Linked DNA regions of Homo sapiens: region 1 is linked to region 2. The links are chromatin loops, found by intact Hi-C in ENCODE. Cell type or tissue: CD14-positive monocyte. All regions are shown on one strand. Region 1 holds the start of NOP53 (NOP53 ribosome biogenesis factor). Region 2 has its middle 5.4 kb from the start of INAFM1.

Region 1 (5,000 bases), 460 kb after region 2:
AGCCTCACGTTCACTTAGGCACATCACACACACACTGGCACACGCAGGCATCCATCCATCCGTCATTCATTCAAATATTTATTGAGCACCTACTATGTGCCCAGCCCTGTTCTAGGCACTGGGCATTACCATAGAGAACAAAATAGACAAATACATCTGCCCTCATGGAAGGTGACGTTCCCAGGAGAGGGCACCTACACAGTCACGCAAACACACACTAATTCCTGGCAGGGCCCCCAGCCCCTCCCCTGGCTGAGCAGCCCTGTGGCTGAAATGACTAGCAGATAAACAGACCCCCTTCTGCTCCGCTTCCTCCTGCCCAGCCAGGCAACACCCTCAACCGGCTCCATCACATCCTCAGGTCTCGGGACCATGGGGGGCTCAGAGGGGAGACACACCTACTGCTTCCTCAGATGGGCCCCTCCGCAGCCCCTTCCCTTGCTCGGGGAAAGCCCCCAATTCTGCCCACACCCATTTATTTCCTTCCTTCCTTCCTTCTTTTCTTTCCTTCCTTCCTTCTTTTTTGTTTTTGCCCCCAATTCTGCCCATACCCATTTCTTTCTTTCCTTCCTTCCTTCTTTTTTGTTTTTGCCCCCAGTTCTGTCCACACCCCTTCCCTTTCCTGTCCTGTCCTTTCTTTCTTTTTTGATAGAATCTTGCTCTGTCGCCCAGGCTGGAGTGCAGTGGTGAGATCTCAGCTCACTGCAACCTCCACCTCCTGGGTTGAAGTGATTCTCGTGCCTCAGCCTCCTGAGTAGCTGGGACTGCAGGCACGCGCCACCACGCCCAGCTAATTTTTGTATTTGAGTAGAGACGGGGTTTCACCATGTTGGCCAGGCTGGTCTCGAACTCCGCATCTCAGGTGATCTGCTCGCCTTGGCCTCCCAAAGTGATGGGATTACAGGCATGAGCCACCGTGCCCGGCTTCACACCCATTTCTTTAAAAAGGATCCCGTAGCAGGCAGAAAAGCCCCTTCCATCCTGCTCCTCTGATACTGTGCCCCCTTGGAGATATTTCCGTCCTCCACCCACGTGTCTGTGGCTGGAACTGCCCAGCCTGCTCCTGGCCCCCTGGAAGCCTCCCCACAGCTGGTAATCTGGACTTAAGGATTGCTGGGCCACCGCCTCTCTGCCTACCACCATTCCATATTTAAGTGGAGCCCCTACGTAGAAAGGCCCCGGGGCTTTATTTTAGTCTCCTTTTCAGGGATGTCGTGGGCGGGGGAGGGGGTTCTTGGTGCTACAGCCCTCTCCCCACCCCTAAAGGGACGCCGACGCTGTTTGCTGCCTTCACCACATATTAGTGCTTGACCCTGGCAGGGGACCCCATGGAAAAGATGGGGAAGAGCAAAATACATGGAGACGACGCACCCTCCAGGATGCTCGCTGGGATTCCCACGCCCACCACTGTCCCCCACCCCATGGCTGGGAGGGGCCTCTGAACGGAACAGTGTCCCCACAGAGCGAATAAAGCCAAGGCTTCTTCCCATGTGGCAGTGAGGCTGGCTTGGGACAGGGATCGCCCGCCCTCCCCCAGGGAAAGAGAGACCTGGGCAGGATTTGGGGTGGGGGGAGGCCCCCTTCCGTGCTCTCAGGGGCGGGGTGGAGTCCGTGACTCAATGCAGCGAGGCCTGGTGACTCAGGCCTGGGCTGGGGGCCAGAACGGCATATTTTCCGAGGAAAAGTGACTCTGGGGCCCTCCCCCCGGGACATCCCTTCCTCCCACCTCCCGCGGCGGGGGCCTGGGAACCAAGCCCTGGGGCGCGCGCGGGGTGTGTGTGTGTGTGTGTGTGTGTGTGTGTGTGTGTGTGTATTCGGGCACGAAGTGCTCTCCCAGCTCCCGCCCTGCCCGGCAACGTGCCCTTGCACAACCTGGGTACATAACTCCCGACGCGTAACACCAGGAACACGCTGGTTTCTGGTTGGGGAAGTGGTGACCTTGCCCACACGGGCTGCCAGGAGTGTGCGCGCGCTCACGCACCGGGGACTCTTGGCCAGAGCTGGGCAGCGCACCGTGCGCGCCGAGTCCCGCGCACTCACATCCAGGCCACACCCACGGCGTCCCGGGACACGCTGGCCGCGCACTCATCCCGCCCACGCGGGCCCAGTTTCGCGGCTCGCGGCGCCCCCTGGCGGACGCTCAGAAAACAGATAGGCTGTGGTCGCCAAAATCCCTGCCCAGGTGATTCGGCGCTCAGGTCTCGGGGCTGCGATCCAGGGCCTGTCACCTTTAGGGCCTGTCACCTTTCCAACGCTCTGCGCAAGGATCCAGTTGAATTTCGCTGTGTGACCATGCGTGTGTCGCCTGCCCTCTCTGTGCCTTTTTCCTTTATGAGTCCAGAGTGGCTTTTATGAGGCCTGGATTCCTTTGATTTGATTGTTTTGTTTTTGAGACAGGGTCTTGCTCTGTCACCCAGGCTGGAGTGCAATGGTGCAATCACGGCTCACTGCACCCTCCAACTCCTGGGCTCAAGCGATCCTCCCACCTCAGCCTCCCGAGTACCTGGGACTACAGGCGCACACCATCACGCCTGGCTAATTTTTAAATTTTTGGCAGACACAGGATCTCACTATGTTGCCCAGGCTGGTCTTGAATTCCTGGGCTCAAGCGATCCTCCTGCATCGGCCTCCCAAAGTGCTGGGATTAGAGGCGTGAATCACCACGCCCTGCCATGGATCCCTTTGAATGGCTGCCAGGGCCCAAGAGCCTCTGAGCTTCCTTCCTTATTTGTAAATGACAAAGATGAGTTGATTCTAAGATGAAGCCTCAGAGGGCAAGGCAGTAACAATAGCTAACACTCAGATGCCAGACGCAGCCTTAAGCGCTTTACATATGTTTAATCTTCTGCATGACTTATGACGCAGATGTACTGTTATCATCTTTATTTTACAGATGAGGAAACTGAGGCACAGTGAAGTAGCCCGCTCAAGATGAATGATTCTGAGTCTGCACTTCTAGGGTCCTAAAAGTGTATGTTTCTAACATTCCTCTAATGTTCTGTGCTTCCAACTTTGATATTCCGAAAGTTACTTGATTTCTAAGATCCTAGGATTGGAACATTTGAGAGGACAAAACTTCTGAGATTGGAATGTGTGTTGTGCGGAATCTGCCACTGACGGTTCTGACTTTCTAAGAAAACGAGATTAAAAAATAATCAGGCCGAGCATGGTGGCTCACATCTGTAATCCTAGCATTTTCGGAGGCTGAGGAGGGAGAATCACTTGAGCCCAGGGGTTCAAGACCAGCCTGGACAACATAGTGAGACCTTTGTCTCTTAAAAAAAAACACACACACATCAGTTTGGACCGGGAGTGGTGGTGTGAGCCTGTAATCCCAGCGCTTTGGGAGGCCTAGGAAGGAGGATCACTTGAAACCAGATGTTTGAGACCAGCCTGGGCAACATGGGGAGGCTCCATTTCTACAAAAAATAAAAATAAAAAATTAGCCAGGTGCGGATGCACCCTTCTGTGGTCGCAGCTACTCGGGAGGCTGAGGTAGGAGAATCCCTGAGCTTAGGAGTTGGAGGCTGCAGTGAGCCATTACCCTTCCACTGCACTCCAGCCTGGGGGCAACAAAGTGAGACCTTATCTATTAAAGAAAAAAATCAGTTTGAGCAAAGACCCCAGGCGGCCGGGAAAGGTGTTCGCTTAAGGGCGAAAGCTAAGAACCTGCAACCTTCCCGTCTCTTTCCTACCACCCGCCGCCGTTAGGAATCTTCAGATCCCGCTGTAAAGAATGGAGGAAGGAGGAGCCATTTATCCTTTACCAAGATGGCAGCCTCCTGGCAACTCCAGTCACTTTATAAATATGGCTGCCACAGGAAGTACGTCACGGAAGAGGGTGGGAAATCTGCGCGCGCACGCTGCAAAGGGGCTTTTTGGGACGCCAGTGGCTGAGTTCTTCCTTTGACAAGATGGCGGCAGGAGGCAGTGGCGTTGGTGGGAAGCGCAGCTCGAAAAGCGATGCCGATTCTGGTTTCCTGGGGCTGCGGCCCACTTCGGTGGACCCAGCGCTGAGGCGGCGGCGGCGAGGCCCAAGAAATAAGAAGCGGGGCTGGCGGCGGCTTGCTCAGGAGCCGCTGGGGCTGGAGGTTGACCAGTTCCTGGAAGACGTGCGGCTACAGGAGCGCACGAGCGGGTACGTTGGGCGGGACTTCCGGGAGGTGGGACGGTTCCTGCGCCCAGGTGCAAGGCCAGGCGTGCTTGCGTGGACTCGTCGGGGGTCGGGGGTCGGGGGTCGGGGGTTGGGGGCTCCTGTCCCGGGGACCGCCGAGGAAATGGAGAGCATGGGCAGGGGACTCAGCATGGGAAGCTGGAGAGCTTGATAGAGTTACCAGATTTAGCAGATAAATATACAGGACGCTCAATTAAATTTGGATTTTAGGTAAACAATGAATAATTTTTAGCATAAATACGTTCCATGCATCCACCTTAGCTTGCTGTTTTCTAAATATGTGTGTGTGTGTATGTATATATGTGTGTGTATATATATGTGTATATGTGTGTATATATATATGTGTATATGTGTGTGTGTATATATATGTATATATATATGTTTTTCAGACGGAGTCTCGCTCTATCGCCCAGGCTGGAGTAGGCGCGATCTCAGCTCACCGCAACCTCCGCCTCCCAGGCTCAAGCGATTCTCCTGCCTCAGCTCCTTAGTAGCTGGGATTACAGGCGGGCGCCACCACGCTCGGCTATTTTTCTTTTCTTTTCTTTTTTCTTTTTTTTTTGAGACGGAGTCTTTCTCTGTAGTCCAGGCTGGAGTGCAATGGCACGATCTCGGCTCACTGCAACCTCTGCCTCCTGGGTTCAAGTGATTCTCCTGCTTCAGCCTCCCAAGTAGCTGGGATTACAGGCATGCACCACCACGTCCGGCTAATTTTTGTATTTTTAGTAGAGACAGGGTTTTGCCATGTTACAGGCCAGGCTGGTCTTGAACTCCTGACCTTAGGTGATCCACCCGCCCCGGCCCCCTAAGGTGCTAAGATTACAGG
Region 2 (5,000 bases):
GTCCCTCAGGGTTTAAAAGCCCCAGCTGGGATCCTCTGGGGATAGCAAGTCAGTCCAAAGCCCTGGCCACCAGCAAATGGTGAGTTTGAGGGAGGGGCCTCTCCATTTCGGTTCCCACTGGCCCCCCTCTCTTTGGTTTTCATCTCTCTTCTCCCAGCCCCATTTTTTCCTACTCTTTCGTTTCCTTGTTGCTGTGTGTCCTGGCTCTTTTCTCTTTCTGTGTTTGTCTCTCTGCGTCTCAGTCTTTCTGTGTCCTGTTTATCTCTCTGGTGTCTCTTGGTATTGTTTCTCTCTCCCACTCTGTATGTCTCTGACTCATTCTGCTCATTCTGTGTCCTCCCTATTGCTCTCTGTCCCCAGCTCGTTCTTTTTTTTTTTTTTTTTTTTTTAGATGGAGTCTTGCTCTATTACCCAGGCTGGAGTGCAGTGGCGGTGGGATTACAGGCGCCCACCACCATGCCCGTATAATTTTTGTATTTTTAATAGAGAGAGGGTTTCACCAGAGTGGCCAGGCTAGTCTTGAACTCCTGACCTCAAGTGAGCTTCCCGCCTCGGCCTCCCAAAGTGCTGGGATTACAGGCGTGAGACACTGTGCCCAGCCCCAGCTGATTCTCTTTCTTCTCTCCTCCACACTTATCTTACCCCAACACTTTCTTCCACCTTGCTCCCCTTCCCCTGCCCCCGCACCCCACAGCTTCCAGGTCCCTAGTCTCAGTGTCCCCTGTCTCCTTCCCTTTATCTCTTCCTTTTCTCCTCCTATTTCTCTTGGTTTCTCTTTTGGTCTCCATTGTTTAATCTTCCTTTTAACAAATATTTTTTGAGGCTGGGCACAGTGGTTCTTGCTTGTAATCTCAGCACTTTGGGAGGCCAAAGCCAGAGGATCACTTGAGGCCAGAAGTTAGAGACCAGTCTGTGTAACACAGCAAGACTTCATCTGGACAAAAAATTAAAAAATTAGCTGGGTGTGGTGGTGCATGCCTGTAGTCCCAACTACTCAGGAGGCTGAGAGGAGAGGATTGCTTGAGTCCAGGAGGTCGAGGCTGCAGTGAGCTATGATTGCACTACTTCACTCCAGCCTGGGAAACAGCAAGATCCTGTCTCTAAAAAACTAAAAAAACAACCCACCCAAAACCCACAATTATTTTTTGAGCATCTGCTGTGTGCCAAAGCTTATTTTAAACACTGGAGACACAGGAGTGAATAAAACAGGCAAAAATTCCTGCTCTCGGCTGGGCGTGATGGCTCATGCCTGTAACCCCAGCACTTTGGGAGGCCAAAGCAGGAGGATCACTTGAGGTCATGAGTTTGCGACCATCCTGAACAACATAGTGAGATCCTGTCTCTACAAAAAATACAAAAATTAGCCGGGCATGGTGGTGCATGCCTTGTAGTCCCAGCTACTCGGGAGGCTGAGGTGAGAGGATTGCTTGGAGGTCAAGGTTGCAGTGAGCTGTGACTGTACCACCGCACTCCAGCCTGGGCAAGAGAGCAAGACCCTGTCTCAAAAAAAAAAAAATTCCTGCTCTCAATGGAACTGAATATTAGTGGGAACACAGACAAGAAATTCAGTTAATAGCCGGGTGCGGTGGCTCATGCCTGTAATCCCAGCACTTTGAGAGACCTAGGAGGGCGGATCACCTGAAGTCAGGAGTTCCAGACCAGCCTGGCCAACATGGTGAAACCCCGTCTCTACTAAAAATACAAAAATTAGTTGGGCGTGGTGGTGGGTGCCTGTAATCACATCTACTTGGGAGGCTGAGGCAGGAGAATTGCTTGAATCCAGGATGGGGAAGTTGCAGTGAGCCAAGGTTGCACCACTACATTCCAGCCTGGGTGACAGAGTGAGACTCTGTCTCAAAGAAAAAAAAAAAAAATTCCTGTTCTTAATGGAACTAAATATTAGCGGGGACAAAGACAAGAAATGTGATTCATAACTTTGAGTGAAAGCAGGGTAAGGGTGATGGGGATGATGGAGGGTGTGGTTACTGGGTAGAAGCCCAAGACTGGTGAGGGTGAGGCTGGCAGGTCTCTGGGGGCTGAGGGAACAGTAAGTGCAAAAACCTTCGGGGTGGTGTGCCTGGCTTGTTGAAGGAATAGCGAAGAGGCCAGAGTGGCTGAAGCAAGAGGGAGTGGGGAGAGCAAGAGGAGGAGGTGAGGCAAGAGAGGACAGGCAGCTTGATCAGGGCCTCATGGACCACAGAATGCAATTTTTTTTTTTTTTTTGAGACAGTCTTACTCTGTCACCTAGGCTGGAGTGCAGTGGCGCGATCTCGGCTCACTGCAACCTTCATCTCCCTGGTTCAAGTGATTCTCTCGAGTCTCAGCCTCCTGAGTAGTTGGGATTTCAGGCACGTGCCACCACACCCAGGTAATTTTTGTATTTTTAGTAGAGACAGGGTTTCGCCATGTTGCTAAAGCTGGTCTCAAACTCCTAACCTCAAGTGATCCACCCGCCTCAGCCTCCCAGAGTGCGGGGATTGCAGGCGTGAGCCACTGTGCCCGGCCACAATGTGCACTTTGGATGAGGTGGGAGCCATGGGAGGCTTCTGAGGTGAGGAGGGTGTGCGCTGATTCAGATCTCAAGACCTTCTGACTGCGATGTGGAGAATGGACTGCAGGGGGCGATGGTGGAAGCCAGGAGCCCAATGAGGACACCACCGCCCTGGTTCAGGTGAGAGACCATGGTGGCTGTGCTAGAGTGTTGGCTGGGGAGGAGGGGAGAAGTGGTCAAAAATCCGTGTGTGGGCTGGGTGCAGAGGCTCACACCTGCGATCACCTCCCAGCACCCTGGGAGGCCAAGGCAGGAATATCACTTGGGCCCAGGCGTTCAAGCCCAACCTGGGCAACATAGTGAGACCCCGTCTCTACAAAATAAAAATAAACTTTTTTTTTTAAAATGAAAAAAGTAAAAGCAAGGCATGGTGGCTCATACCTGCAATCCCAGCATTTTGGGAGGCTGAGGCTGGAGAAATGTTTGAGCTCAGGAGTTCAAGACTAGCCTGGGCAACATAGCGAGACCCCATCTGTACACTAAATAAAAAATCAGCCAGGCGTGATGGCTTGTGCCTGTAGTCCCAGCTATTCTGGAGGCTGAGGCAGGAGGATTGCTTGAGTTAAGGAGTTGAGGCTGCAGTGAGCTGTGATTGTATCACTGCACTCCAGTCTGGGTGACAGAGTGAGACCTTGTCTCAAAAAAAAAAAAGTGTGTGTGTTGTGTGTGTATACTGATAAAAATACACATAGCATAAAGGTTACCATTTTAATCATCTTACCATCTTTTTTTTTTTTTTTGAGACAGAGTCTTGCTCTGCCACCCAGGCTGGAGTGCAGTGGGGCGATCTCTGCTCACTGCAACCTCCACCTCCCAGGTTCAAGTGATTCTCCTGCCTCAGCCTCCTAAGTAGCTGGGATTACAGGTATGTGCCACCATGCCCGGTTAATTTTTGTATTTTTAGTAGAGACGAGGCTTCACCATATTGGCCAGGCTGGTCTCAAACTCCTGACCTCAGGTGATCCACTGCCTCGGCCTCCCAAAGTGCTGGGATTACAGGCATGAGCCACTGTGCCTGGCCCATTTTAACTGCTTTAAAGTGCACAGTTTCGTGGCACTAAGTACATTTACAGTGTTGTGCAACCATCACCACCATTCATCTTTAAAATGTTTTCGTCTTCCCAAAATGAAACCCCGTACCCATTAAACACCATCTCCCCATTCCCCCTCCCCTCAGCCCCTGGCGAGCACTCATCTACTTTCTGTCTATATAAATATGCCTGTTCTGGACATTTTATATAAAAGCAATCATAACATACAGGGCCTTTTGTGTCTGGCTTATTTCACTTGAGTCATGTTTTCTTTTCTTTTTTTTTTTTTTGAGATGGAGTCTCGCTCTGTCGCCCAGGCTGGAGTGCAGTGGCGCAATCTCGGCTCACTGTAAGCTCTGCCTCCCGGGTTGATGCCATTCTCCTGCCTCAGCCTCCTGAGTAGCTGGGCCTACAGGTGCTGGCGACCACGCCCGGCTAATTTTTTGTGTTTTTAGTAGAAACGAGGTTTCACTGTGTTAGCCAGGATGGTCTTGATCTCCTGACCTGGTGATCCGCCCGCCTTGGCCTCCCAAAGTGTTGGGATTACAGGCGTGAGCCACCGCACCACCGCACCCGGCCGCAGCGTCCTGTTGTCAAGGCTTTTCTGGGTGAAAGCAAGTATCAGTGCTTCATTCCTTGTTTTTTTTTTTCTTTTTTCTTTTTTGAGACGGAGTGTTGCTCTGTCACCAGGCTGGAGTGCAGTGGTGCAATCTCGGCTTACTGCAACCTCTGCCTCCCAGGTTCAAGTGATTCTTCTGCCTCAGCTTCCCTAGTAGCTGAGACTACAGGCGCATGCCACCACGCCCAGCTAGTTTTTTTGTGTGTTTTTAGTAGAGACGGGGTTTCACCATGTTAGCCAGGCTGGTCTCAATCTCTTGACCTCAAGATCCACCTGCCTCGGCCTCCCAAAGTGCTGGGATTACAGGGGTGAGCCACCGTGCCCGCCTGCTTCATTCCTTTTTATGGCTAAATAACATTCCATTGGCCGGGCGCAGTGGCTCATGCCTGTAATTCCAGCACTTTGGGAGGCCGAGGTGCGTGGATCACCTGAGGTCAGAAGTTCAAGACCAGCCTGGCCAACATGGTGAAACCCAGTATCTACTAAAAACACAAAAATTAGCCAGGTGTAATGGTGCACACCTGTAATCCCAGCTATTCAGGAAGCTGAGACAGGAGAATTGCTTGAACCAGGAGGTGTAGGTTGCAGTGAGCTGAGATCGCACCACTGCACTCCAGCCTGGGCGACAGAGTGAGACTCTGTCTCCAAAAAAAATTTCCATTGTATGGATAGGCCACATTTTGCACATTTTGTTTATCCGTTCATTTGTTGATAGACAGTTGGGTTGCTTCCACCTTCTGGCTATTGTGAATAGTGCTGCTGTGAGCATGCATGTACAATATTTTGTTTGAACTTTTTT

Evidence for each region. Hi-C counts contacts between places; a loop is a spot of excess contacts. Peaks named below come from ENCODE experiments on the same cell type or tissue, not always from the same donor. Only the 100,000 strongest peaks of a DNase experiment are listed, where the experiment ranks them.
Region 1: it touches region 2 in a loop (4-fold over the local background); 2 of 110 quality-filtered maps call a loop at or near these places.

The regions. Positions count from the first base shown.
Region 1 is chr19:47,741,646-47,746,645 of GRCh38, forward strand. EHD2 (EH domain containing 2) reads left to right here. Exons shown (of 6, transcript NM_014601.4): 6 at 1-1,489. It overlaps NOP53 (NOP53 ribosome biogenesis factor), which reads left to right and starts at 3,901. Exons shown (of 13, transcript NM_015710.5): 1 at 3,901-4,138. The coding sequence starts at 3,915. RefSeq lists a silencer at 2,110-2,219 and enhancers at 3,784-4,173, 4,594-5,000. In CD14-positive monocyte, CTCF peaks have their summits at 2,167 (motif pointing left) and 2,378; DNase peaks (open chromatin) are centred at 1,926 and 3,846; H3K4me3 peaks cover 2,998 bases; H3K27ac peaks cover 2,512 bases.
Region 2 is chr19:47,277,792-47,282,791 of GRCh38, forward strand. No RefSeq gene overlaps it. Among named protein-coding and RNA genes, the nearest start is that of INAFM1, 5.4 kb to the left of the region's middle. RefSeq lists a cis regulatory region at 605-742. In CD14-positive monocyte, a CTCF peak has its summit at 2,623 (motif pointing right); a DNase peak (open chromatin) is centred at 2,620.